Linked DNA regions of Homo sapiens: region 1 is linked to region 2. Evidence: read pairs that join two places in POLR2A ChIA-PET (ENCODE). Cell type or tissue: PC-9. All regions are shown on one strand. Links, peaks and the distances in the headings refer to the core of each region. The heading gives the core; the rest is flanking DNA.

The links. Peaks named below come from ENCODE experiments on the same cell type or tissue, not always from the same donor. Only the 100,000 strongest peaks of a DNase experiment are listed, where the experiment ranks them.
Region 1: POLR2A ChIA-PET joins it to region 2 with 10 read pairs; 2 of 35 experiments call an interaction of 5 or more read pairs at or near these places.

Annotation. Positions count from the first base shown.
Region 1 is chr1:183,415,364-183,420,974 of GRCh38, forward strand. NMNAT2 (nicotinamide nucleotide adenylyltransferase 2) reads right to left here and starts at 3,017. Exons shown (of 11, transcript NM_015039.4): 1 at 2,820-3,017. The coding sequence starts at 2,904. In PC-9, for the core only: no CTCF peak of the experiment used is centred there; a DNase peak (open chromatin) is centred at 3,018; H3K4me3 peaks cover 1,950 bases; H3K27ac peaks cover 1,498 bases.
Region 2 is chr1:182,953,437-182,959,047 of GRCh38, forward strand. It overlaps the pseudogene LOC100271717 and the pseudogene KRT18P28. Among named protein-coding and RNA genes, the nearest start is that of SHCBP1L, 3.1 kb to the left of the region's middle. RefSeq lists enhancers at 4,123-4,633, 4,634-5,145. In PC-9, for the core only: no CTCF peak of the experiment used is centred there; a DNase peak (open chromatin) is centred at 2,965; H3K27ac peaks cover 1,329 bases.

The sequences.
Region 1 (5,611 bases), core at 1,748-4,247, 460 kb after region 2:
AGTTCATAAATAACTGGTTTCTTTAGACATGAGACAAAGATCTTAAGGAAAAGCACATATATGAATCTCACTTAGTTGATGGCCAGTTTAATTCTCTTAGTTTATGGTTCATGAAAATAGAGTGTTCATGGAATTATGCAGTCAGAAGATGAGCGGGCACTTCCTCCAGCCTTTGTTGCAGTATGAAGGCCTCTGCAAGAGGAATCAGGAACATGAGGCTCAAGTCTCAGTGCCACCCATTCTCCATGTGTGTTCATAAGTCACTTGGCTTCTGTCAGTTTCTCATTTGTAAAATAAGGGTAATAATGTTTTTCTTATAAGGTTTTTAACAGGAATAAGTAACATAACATAGATGAAATGGCTTTGTTAACCAGAACTGCTCTACAAAAATAAATTATAAAATTTATCCAGAGCTCAAAGATTCCAATAAGACATTCTACCAAAAATAGTTGAATGTGTATTTTGTGTTCTTATTCTTGCCTCATTTTCACCTGTTTATGTGCTAAATTCTTCATTAGGTAATAAACTCCTTAAAGCCATAGTGAGTGAACATATTATATCCTTTTTTTGTATTACTCTCTGAATTATACTTTAATGGACATGCAAAGGACTTTGTTCACATTCTGCCCTGGTCCTCAGTTCTTATACTAAGTAAATAATCGTTACTGCCAAAAGTCTCCTTTCACCTTTCTATATCTAAACCCTTCCACTGCAACTCAGGTCTATTTCCACATAGTCTATCCTTGAAGCTCATGGAGAATTGGCAGGTCAGCATTCGCTTAACAAAAGCCTTTATTACTGTTAACAAAGAATCTTCAGCTACAAGACAGAATCTTTGGTTCTCAATCCAAATCTGTTTCTCTTGTAATCTAAAACAACTGGGATTTCCTAGCTTCAGGAAGAAAGGAGCAGTACCTGCTGGGTCATCAAAGATTCTTAGAGCCACAGAGTTTCATCCCCAGCCCAATGGCTCTTCCCTACTCCTCCTTTCTCTTGGTTCCAAAGGAAAACCCATCATTGCCTGGTCAAGGGAGAGGAGTAAAGCGCATCAACATAAAGTGCTAGAGGACATATGGACAGACAGGAAAAGAAGGAAAGGGATGAAGACACCAGCATCAAAGGAAAGTGAAAGTGGAGTGTTCTTAGGGCACTGATAGTCCTTAGAAGACTGATGACATGCTCTTGTCTACCCTGATGCTGGAACAGAAGTCCTTATTTAACAGGCAAGTTGGCATTGGTTCTTAATAAAAGACTTTTGAAAGCTGAAGGAATGGTGAAGAAGGGATGGCTATCTCTCAGCCTCCCTCCTTCTATCGTGTAGATATGCCTACCCGATTTGCCCTTTGCTCAAAGTAGTTCTATATTCTTTCCATGAGGTTTTTAACAAGCGAGCCCAGTTCAGCGCACCTTTTAAGTTTAAAGATGAATATTTTTAGCCTAAGCCACCTCGCCCTGTCTTTACCGCTGTGGTGTGGTTTTCACTAAACCTCCCTAGGAGGGCTCGCGCAGTCCTCAGGCTCCGGATAAACACGTGTGCCCGCATCCAGCTCCGGCGCGCCCTGCATTTCAGCACCGCCGCCTCTGGAGAGCGCCTTGCTGGCGGGCCAGGTCAGGGCCTCCCACACGCTCTCTCATCCATCCCAGCCCACTCGCTTTTCCCTACTCCTCGCTTCTCTCAGTTTCAAGAAAAAGCACCCCCAACTTCTAACTTCTCAATTCCTGCTTCTAAAGTGACCTCCGCGTCCCTCTTTCCGTGTCTAAACGCTCATGCCCCACGCCTTTGAGTCCTACGAGCAGCTGCGAAGCCGCGTGGCTTCCCACCGGTGGCGCGAGACCTCCAATAGGCATCTATCGATCACCTTTCCCCTACCGCTGCTGGACCCCGAACCAGCCAGCCGGATGCCCCCGCTCGCTCTCTCTGACTCCACGCCCCAAAGCTTCTAAGAAACAAACGCGCGATAAGTCCCCTCCCCCCAACACGCACACGCATATACTCACACACAGTCATTCGCACATTCGTACACACACTAGACGCCTCAAGCCTTCCGAGTGCCATCGCCACCCTGGGCAGAGCCTCAGCCAACTTGGGCCCCGATCCTTCGGCTCCGGCTCGCGCAGGGCCTCCCGCAGCCTCCGCCCGGCCCCCTCCCCGTCCTAGGCAGCGGGTCCCTGAGGCCGAACCTAGGCGGAAAAGGGCCCCCTCCCTATTCACTCAGCATCCACCTCGCGCGGGCAATACACGGCCCACAATTCCCAAACACTGGTCCCTGGGCCGCCCAGAATCACCAGCCAAATCCGAAATTAATCTTGAAGCCCCAGCCCCTGTCACCGGTGTGTCGGGCGCGAGTGTGTTTGCGAATCCCAGGCACATACATGATTTAACTCCTTCGAGCTTTCGGCCCATCCTAAACAAACAGCACGTTATCTCCAGCCCCTTCCTCCCCTACTCGGCGCCCCAACCTCTGCCCCCATCCCGGTCTTCGCCAGCCTGGTAGCCGAACCACCGCACCGCCACACTCCAGTTCTGGTATCTCGAACCCCTGCCCAGCCCCAAATGATACTCATCTCTAGTCCCCTCCCATCCCCCACCTTTGGCCCCCTGCGAGCCGGGTCTGGCCCCGGCAAGTGACGCCTCGGAAACGCAGTCTGCGTACCCTCCCCTGAGTCCAAAATGAAGGGGCCGACCTCCACCAGCTGGATGAGCCGGCCCACCCCTCCGAAGGGGCACACGCCTTCCCGTTCGATCGCCCTGGAAAACACAGGTGCCTGGGAAAGGAGAGGAGCGGAAGCGGCTTCCAGAGGTGGGCGGGAGGACTCACCAAACATCTGAATGTGCCCTTTGGTGATGGGATTGAAGCTGCCGCAGGCGAGCAAGATAACGTGGGTCTTGGTGGTCTCGGTCATGGTGCAGATGGGTCCTTCGCGGTGGTCTAGGGGTTGCCTCTCTTTTTGTGTCTCGTTGTGTCTGCAGAGGGAGAAAGGAAGGCGAGGCTCCGGCGGTGGATGCTGTGGACTCCAAGGAGCCGCTCCAGACGCAAACCGCGTCACTCTCCGCCTCCCCTTAACGCTTGCAGCTCCGGCTAGATCCGAGGCTGCTTTTGTATTGCTCTGCTCTCTTCTCTCCTCGGTCGCTCTCTTTTCGTTCTGGCTTCCTTCGCATCTCTCGCCTGGTGCCCCACCCCATCCTCTCTATCGCCCCCAGCCCACTTCACTCCATCACTGTCTTCCTTAGAGTTTATCCAGAAGGCAAGACGTGGTATCCAAGCTCAGAACCAAGAGCCCACAGCATGGTGTGAGCTCTTTCTGCCTCTTGCCTCATCTTGATTCAGTTTTCCTCCTCATTCTAACATTTTTCTGTCCCCCCTACTTTCTCTAACATCTCCAAGTTAAAAAATGTTTGATCTTAAGGTATTTTTTCTTTCTCTCTTCCTCAAAATTTTAAGTGAGAAATGACCATTGTTTATTTCAGTAGTATTCATTTCTGCTTTTCCTTTTTCCTTTATCTGATGATTCCAAACTATTGAGTTGAGTCCAAATCTTGATCTGCTGGCTGCAGAGAGATAGGGGTGATCTAAGCCCTTCCTCTGCAATACTGATCCTTTTCGTGGGCGAAGCAATGCTATCCGTTTGAGAGAACATGAAGGGGGCAGAGTTACTAAAACTGTATTAGAAAATTATGGGGATCCGCCGGGTGCGGTGGCTCATGCCTGTAATCTCAGCACTTTGGGAGGCCGAGGCGGGCGGATCACGAGGTCAGGAGTTCGAGACCAGCCTGGCCAGCACGGTGAAACCCTGTCTCTACTAAAAAGCAAATACAAAAACTAGCCGGGCATGGTGGCGAGTGCTTGTAATCCCAGCTACTCAGGAGGCTGAGGCAGGAGAATTGCTTGAACCTGGGAGGCAGAGGTTGCAGTGAGCGAAGATCGCACCACTGCACTCCAACCTGGGCGACAGCGAGAATCCATCTCGAAACAAAAAAAAAGAAAAAAGAAAATGATGGGGATCCTCCATAAGCTACCAAAGTTGAGACAAAGACTTACCATTTAACAAGTGTTTCTTGAGGGCTCATTATGTGTCAAGTATTGCTATAAACCCTGCTGGTGAAGCAAAGTCACTGTCTTCATTTTACTGGAGGAAGATAGACAATAAATATTAGATGGCAATTGTGCAATGCACAGTAAGTGAATGCAATTTACTCTCTGACAGAGCAGAGAGTGAGTGGAGAAGAGAGGACGAATCAAGTAGTCTGAGAAGGCCTCTCTGGGGAGGTGACATTTCAGTGAGACCTGAGCGACAGGAGTAGTTGCTAGCTCACGTATTCAGGGACAGGGAAGGGCTTACTGTATTCATAGAAATGAAAGGCCAGTGATGCTAGAAAGTATGGGCAAGGGGAAAAATGATAGAAGACTGAGCAGCAGGTGATCAGGGCCAGATCAAATGGGGCTTGTAGACTAGGGCAAGAGTTAGACACTTTTCTAAGTGGAATAATAACAAAAGGAAGCCACTGAAGCTTTTAAGCAGGGGAATAATATGTAATTTACATTTTTATAGGATCACTCTGGCTGCTGGGTGGAAAGGGAGGGCAAATGGGAAGACAAGGAAAGCATTTAGGAAAATCTGGTAGCCTAGGCAAGTGGAGTTGTCCTGAGACCAGGGTTTATAGAGACGGGAGCAACGAGAAGTAGATGGTCTCAGGATATGTTTTATAGATTTTGAAATTTGGCTTAAACAATGAGTAGACTGAAATTGAGAATGGTAGGGGAAGATAGATGTTCTATGCTTATACAACAGAAAGAACCAATAATTCTTTGCAGATGAATTGGATATAGAGGATAATTCTTTTTTTTTTTTTTTTTTTTTTTGAGACAGGATCTCACTCTGTCACCCAGGCTGGAATGCAGTGGCATGATCTCAGCTCACCACAGCCTCGATCTCCTGGACTCAAGCAATCCTCCCACTTCGGCCTTGCAAGTAGCTGGGACTACAGGTGTTTGCCACCATGTCCAGCTAATTCTTCGTGTTTTTTGTAGAGATGGGATCTCACTATATTGCCCAGGTTGGTCTTGAACTCCTGACCTCAAGCAATCCACCCACGGCAGCCTCCCAAACTGTTGAGATTAAAGGCATGGGCCACAGACCCAGCCAGAGCCAATAATTCTTAACTTAGAGATTGACAAGTACAAATACGTACCTATCCTGGGCTTCAAGTTTCTTGGATAAATTTCCACCCCATATTAGTGAGTTGGTCACTGTGTTTTTTCTTATCCAAGAGCATGTGGTAGGTGTGGAGTAAATATTTGTTAAATTATGATGAATAGCAAATCAACCCTAATACGCATAAAATTTCTAGTTTAAATAGAAGACTCCTAAGAACTGATATATATTTATAATGGGGTTTGTATCTTCCCTAATATGATATGCAGATTAGTGGCTTAAAAAGAGCTAGAGCTTGTAAAGGGAGGTTGACTCAGGTATGAAACTGAGACTCACTAGCTAGGCAATTGACATAATTATAGTTAAGCAATCAATATTTATTGAGTGTCAGCCATGCACCAAGCCCTGATTTAGGGGCTGTGAACAAAACAGAGTCCCTGCTTTAATACAGCTCACA
Region 2 (5,611 bases), core at 1,809-4,308:
GTGTTGGGTGCGGCTCCGTGCCGAACCCCCACCAGGTGCCGCACACACCAGAAGGTGCCAGACGAGCCCAACGCAATGGCTCTAACCCCAGCCCTCTGTCTCCCCCAGGGGAGGTTTCCTTAGGGTCCTCATACGTTTCAGGGTGATTATGAGTCACCTTCCAGGTCATCAGGACCTAAAAAAATGCTCCACCTACCACTCCACAAACAAAGCCTGAAAGAAAATTTATTTTCATACTGGGAGGTGACACTAACTGGAACCCTCTGGCTATTACTAGAGGAAACCCTAGTGACAAATCCAGCAACCTAGATTTCCCTTTTAGCCCCCACCTATTACAGGGTTCACCAAATAGGATTTCCTTTACATTTTAAATAGGACTTTCACTTTTTGCCAAGATGTGGTCATACCAAGGAGAAGTTAGTCTGTTTTCTTGTCTCTGTTGTGCTATTCAAAATTCTCACATAAAAGATTATATTATATAACTGTTAAACTGGACAACAACTTCCAGCTGGGAGTGATGTGTGCAAACTATGAACACTTTCACGATAAAAGTCTGTTCCAGATCATACATTTTGGAGAACAACAGAGACCACTCACTTCTGGTATTTTACTGTTGAATGTATATTGAGCCAATTGGAATTAACGTTTGTTCACAGTCTAGCTGTGAAATACTGCACTGAAGCTGACAGCTCCCAAGGAGAACAGCATTGGGAAAACACCTGCCTTCCTTCACACTCGTCTGGAAGAACACTATGTTAAATTCTGAGTTTATTTTGAGGAAAATATTAACATCATGTGGCTGGGCGCGGTGGCTCACGCCTGTAATCCCAGCGCTTTGGGAGGCCGAGGCGGGCGGATCACAAGGTCAGGAGATCGAGACCATCTTGGCTAACACGGTGAAACCCCGTCTCTACTAAAAATACAAAAAATTAGCCGGGCGCAGTGGCGGGCGCCTGTAGTCCCAGCTACTCGGGAGGCTGAGGCAGGAGAATGGCGTGAACCTGGGAGGCGGAGCTTGCAGTGAGCCGAGATTGCGCCACTGCAATCCGGCCTAGGCTAAAGAGCGGGACTCCGTCTCAAAAAAAAAAAAAAAAAAAAAATTAACATCATGTTACTGTAGTTTAGGGAATAATTACAACATGCATCATGTTTCAATTCTATTCTTACTTTATTCCTTTCGTTGAGTCCTGGACTTTGTTTATAACAATACTAACTGCATATTTCACTCACACACACACACACAAATGTTTTACTCTAGTGTTTCTTCAAAAGTTTGTTTTTGATAAATTATGGGTTTTTTAATTCTTAGGTTCTGAATAATAAAGACCACCTGTCCTGGGCCAAAGTTTAAAAACAGCAACAGCTCCCTTTTCCTCCAAAAGGCAAATACTTGTTAGAAATCTGTTACATGCCACACAATGCGTAGATGCCACAGTTATAGAGGTAAAAGACCAAATCCCTGCCCTCGTAATCCTAGTGAAAGATACAGATGGGTCAGTAGATGATTGTGTTTGGTAAGGACCATGCTTTTATTTATGTAAATACACATAAATACATACATATATATATTTATATACACACAAATAATTTGTATTTATTTATGTGTGTATATATATGCGTGTGTGTGTGTGTGTGTGTGTGTATATATATACACATATATTCCACATTGTAGGAGAAAAGGACCTTTCTTCTCCAAAGAAGGGATACTTAAGCTGAGTTTTTAAAACAACTTTTTTCTTTTTTTTTGCCTCCCAAAGAAATTTAGCTTGTTTCTCCCACCTCCTGTCTCCTCCAGGATGCTTTGACAAATGGAATACCACTGTCCCTTTTTCCTACAATGACTCCCTTCTCCCAACACAGAGCTCCCAATGCCCAGGCTCAAGATCGGCTTTCAGTTCCACCCATGGCCACTGCGTTTCTTGGTCATTCTTCAAGGGGTCTTTGTGTTCTCAACCTTCTGCCGCAATCCCAAGTGGAAGCTCTGTTGGCTCGCCCTCTAGTCCTCTTCCTGCTGAGCCAGTCTTCAACTAGGAATCACACCAGAGTCACCAGGACAAGGAAAGCTAGGCCCATCTGAAGGAGATTCTGGGCAGTGTGGTCTCAGAGGGCACAGTCTTTCTGGAGTCCCGTCTCTGGTTAAAAGGTAGGTGTCCCAAGAGCCAGAAGAGGTGGGGTCTGCTGGTGTTCTCAATGTCACCTATGATCAGGAGCTTTGCCAGTTCACTGGGGAAAGACCACACATGGTTGTTATAGGAGCCAAAACATCGGTATGTCCCTCTGTGGGTTGTGGTCACAGGACCAATGGGGAACTCCGCCTGGACATTCCCATATCTGCACTGTGTGCGGCTGGATCTTCCCTCCTGTTACCACCAGATCCAGAGTCACTGGGCTCCGACCAGAGCTCCCCAGCCAGATAGAAGCAGCTGTATAGCCCTGCTGTGCGGAAGGTCATGAGTAGGATGTGGAATTCAACTTTGTTAATCCATTCAGGGGGTTTTGGTCTCTCCATGGCAGAAAGGCTTCCTTCAAAGTACAGCTGGTATTCAACAGCCTCAGAATCTCCCCAGTGACAGATGGTCACCGGCTTTTCATTTGGATTCATGAACTGGGTTCAGCCCAGATGATGGGTTTTGGGAGAGTCTGCTGCTGAGCACTGATCCTCTGGCTCAGACACAGCCAGTGGCAGAGCAGGGCAGGGAGTGCAGAAGGCATCACTCAGATTCTGCCAGTCGAGTGCCAAGCAGTGGGGTGGGGACTGAGCCCAGCAGGCCAGGAGATGCACAGTATGTGGTAGGTGAGGCCCAGCGCCCATCACCACGGGGCAGCTTTCACCTTGACTTTTTTCACAAGAAGGTTCACAGCTCCTCTCCACCTCTGACCATGAGTCTACAGAAAGGCCATGGTCCCTATGACACATCTGACCACAGCTGTGGTCTAGCCAGCTCCTCTGATAATTGTCTGCTCAGCCTGAAATGCATTTCTGGGTCAACTTCTCAATTCTGCAATGTGGAAGTCATGCCCAGGGCATGAGTCAGTATTCAGACCCATGATACCCCCTGAGAATCATATAAAAATATAGGGAATTTCACAATGAGATACCATTACCATCTCACACCAGTCAGAATGGCTATTACTAAAAAGTCAGAAATTCACAGACGCTGGTGAGATTGTGGAGCAAAGAGGAAGGTTTACACACTGTTGGTGGGAGTGTAAATTAGTTCAGCCACTGTGGAAAGCAGTTTGGAGATTTTTCAAAGAACTACAAATAGAATTACCATTCAGCCCAGCAATCCCATTCCTGGGTATATATCCAAAGGAAAATAAATAATTCTACCAAAAAGACACATGCACTTGTATGTCCATTGGAGCACTTCACAATAGCAAAGATATGGAATCAACCCAGGTGCCCAACAGTAGTGGATTGGATTAAGAAAATGTAGTACATATACACCATGGAATACTATACAGCTGTGAAAAGGCACAAGATTTTTGCAGTAACATGGATGCAGGTGGAAGGCTTTATCCTAAGCAAATTAACACAGAAGCAGAAAACCATGTTCTCACTTATAAGTGGGAGCTAAACACTGGGTACATGTGAACACAAAGAAGGGAACAACAGTAACTGGGGACTCCAAAAAGGAGGAGAGAAGGAGGGGGGCAAGACTTGAAAAACTATGTATTTGGTACTATGCTCACTAGTTGGGTGACTGGATCATTAAAAGTGCAAGCCTCAGCATTACATAATATACTCATATAAGAAACCTGCACATGTATCCGCTGAATCTAAGAAAAGTAAGTAAAAATAGGGACTTTTTAACGGTGGATCTTCTGTGTACAGCATGCACATGCTTGGATAAGTTAATTGGTTTTATCAGAATGGAATGATAACACTATCTTCTTCAATGATTTGTTATAATATTTCAATAAAATAAAATAAAAGTGAAAAGAAAAGCTTCCCACTTAAAGACTTAATAAGGGCTGGGCACAGTGGCTCTCACCTGTCATCCCAACACTTTGGGAGGCCGAGGTGGGCTGATCACAAGGTCAGGAGTTCAAGACCAGCCTGGCCAATATGGTAAAACGCTGTCTCTACTAAAAATACAAAAATTAGCCAGGCGTGGTGGCGGGCACCTGTAGTCCCAGCTACTCAGGAGGCTAAGGCAGGAGAATCGCTTGAACCCAGGAGACAGAGGTTGCAGTGAGCCGAGATCACACCACTGTACTCCAGCCTGGGAGACAGAACGAGACTCTGTCTCAAAACAAACAAACAAACAAACAAAACAAAACAAAAAAAAAACCTAATAAGAAAAGAAACATTTCTAAGTAAGTAACTAACTCTCCACTTAATAAAAAAAAAAAGAAAAAACTCTCTACTGAAGTTGCGAAGATCTACGGTAAGAACAAATGTTCTATCTGTGAAATTGTGAAGGAGAAAAAAGTAATTGGTGCATATGTAGGGTATGGTACTATGCACGGTTTCCGGCATCCACTGGGGCCTTGGAATGTATCCTGGTGGATATGGGGGACTGCAAAGAAATGTGCTAATTCAAAACAGTCAGCAACATTGGAGAGTCTCCCTGCAGGTACAAGAGGATGGACTGAGTGAGAAGTAGATTTCCCATTTACTCTTGGGAGATGAATAACAATAGCAACGATTAGAGTGATAAAAGCCCAACAGCAGAAAGGGATTCCTCTCTCTCTCTCTTTTTTTTTCCAAGACAGAATCTTGCTGTGTCACCCAGGCTAGAGTACAGGGGCGCAATCTCGGCTCACTGCAACCTCCACCTCCCTGGTTCAAGCGATTCTCGTGCCTCAGCCTCCCGAGTAACTGGGACGATAGGCATGCACCACCATGTCTGGGTAATTATTGTATTTTTAGTAGATACAGGGTTTCACCATATTGCCCAGGCAGGTCTCCAACTCCTGAGCTCAAGTGATCTGCCCGCCTCGGCCTCCCAAAGTGCTGGGATTACAGGAGTGAGCTACTGTGCTCAGCCTGATCCCTCTCTTTCTTCACCATCAAACTACTCTGTGCTGTATGAGAAGAAAGGGGTGGAAGAGTTTTTCGCACTCTTCCAAGTGGTCCTGAAAAGTGAAGCATGCACAGCCACTGTCCCTCTTCTTGACAGAAAAGCCTTGTCTCTTTCTCACTCCCCAAATTTGGCTTGACTCTCATGGTGTAGTCAACTTCTTGAAGATTGCAGGATAAGATGCCAGGCAAGACGAGGGTTCAAATACCAAGTCTCTTTTTTCAGTGCCTTCAACTCTTAGCCCCAAATTCCAGAATGTCTTTCCTCCATCTAGCCAGTATCCGTCCATTCTATTTGTCTAGATAGTCCCTACCCAAATGTCCTTATAACATTTTGAGGGATGGCATCATTCTCATTTGTCTATAACATCTTGCCTAGAGCCATCGGTTTTACAGGCTGTACAGGAGGCACAATGCTGGCACCTGCTCAGCTTCTGGGGAAGCCTCAGGAAACTTTCAATCATGGCGGAAGGAAAAGAGGAAGCAGGCACATCTTACATGGCTGGAGCAGAAGCAAGAGAGCTAAAATAACTTTTATTGCTTTTTTTTAAACCTCTGATCTTTTTATTAGCCTCCTGCTCC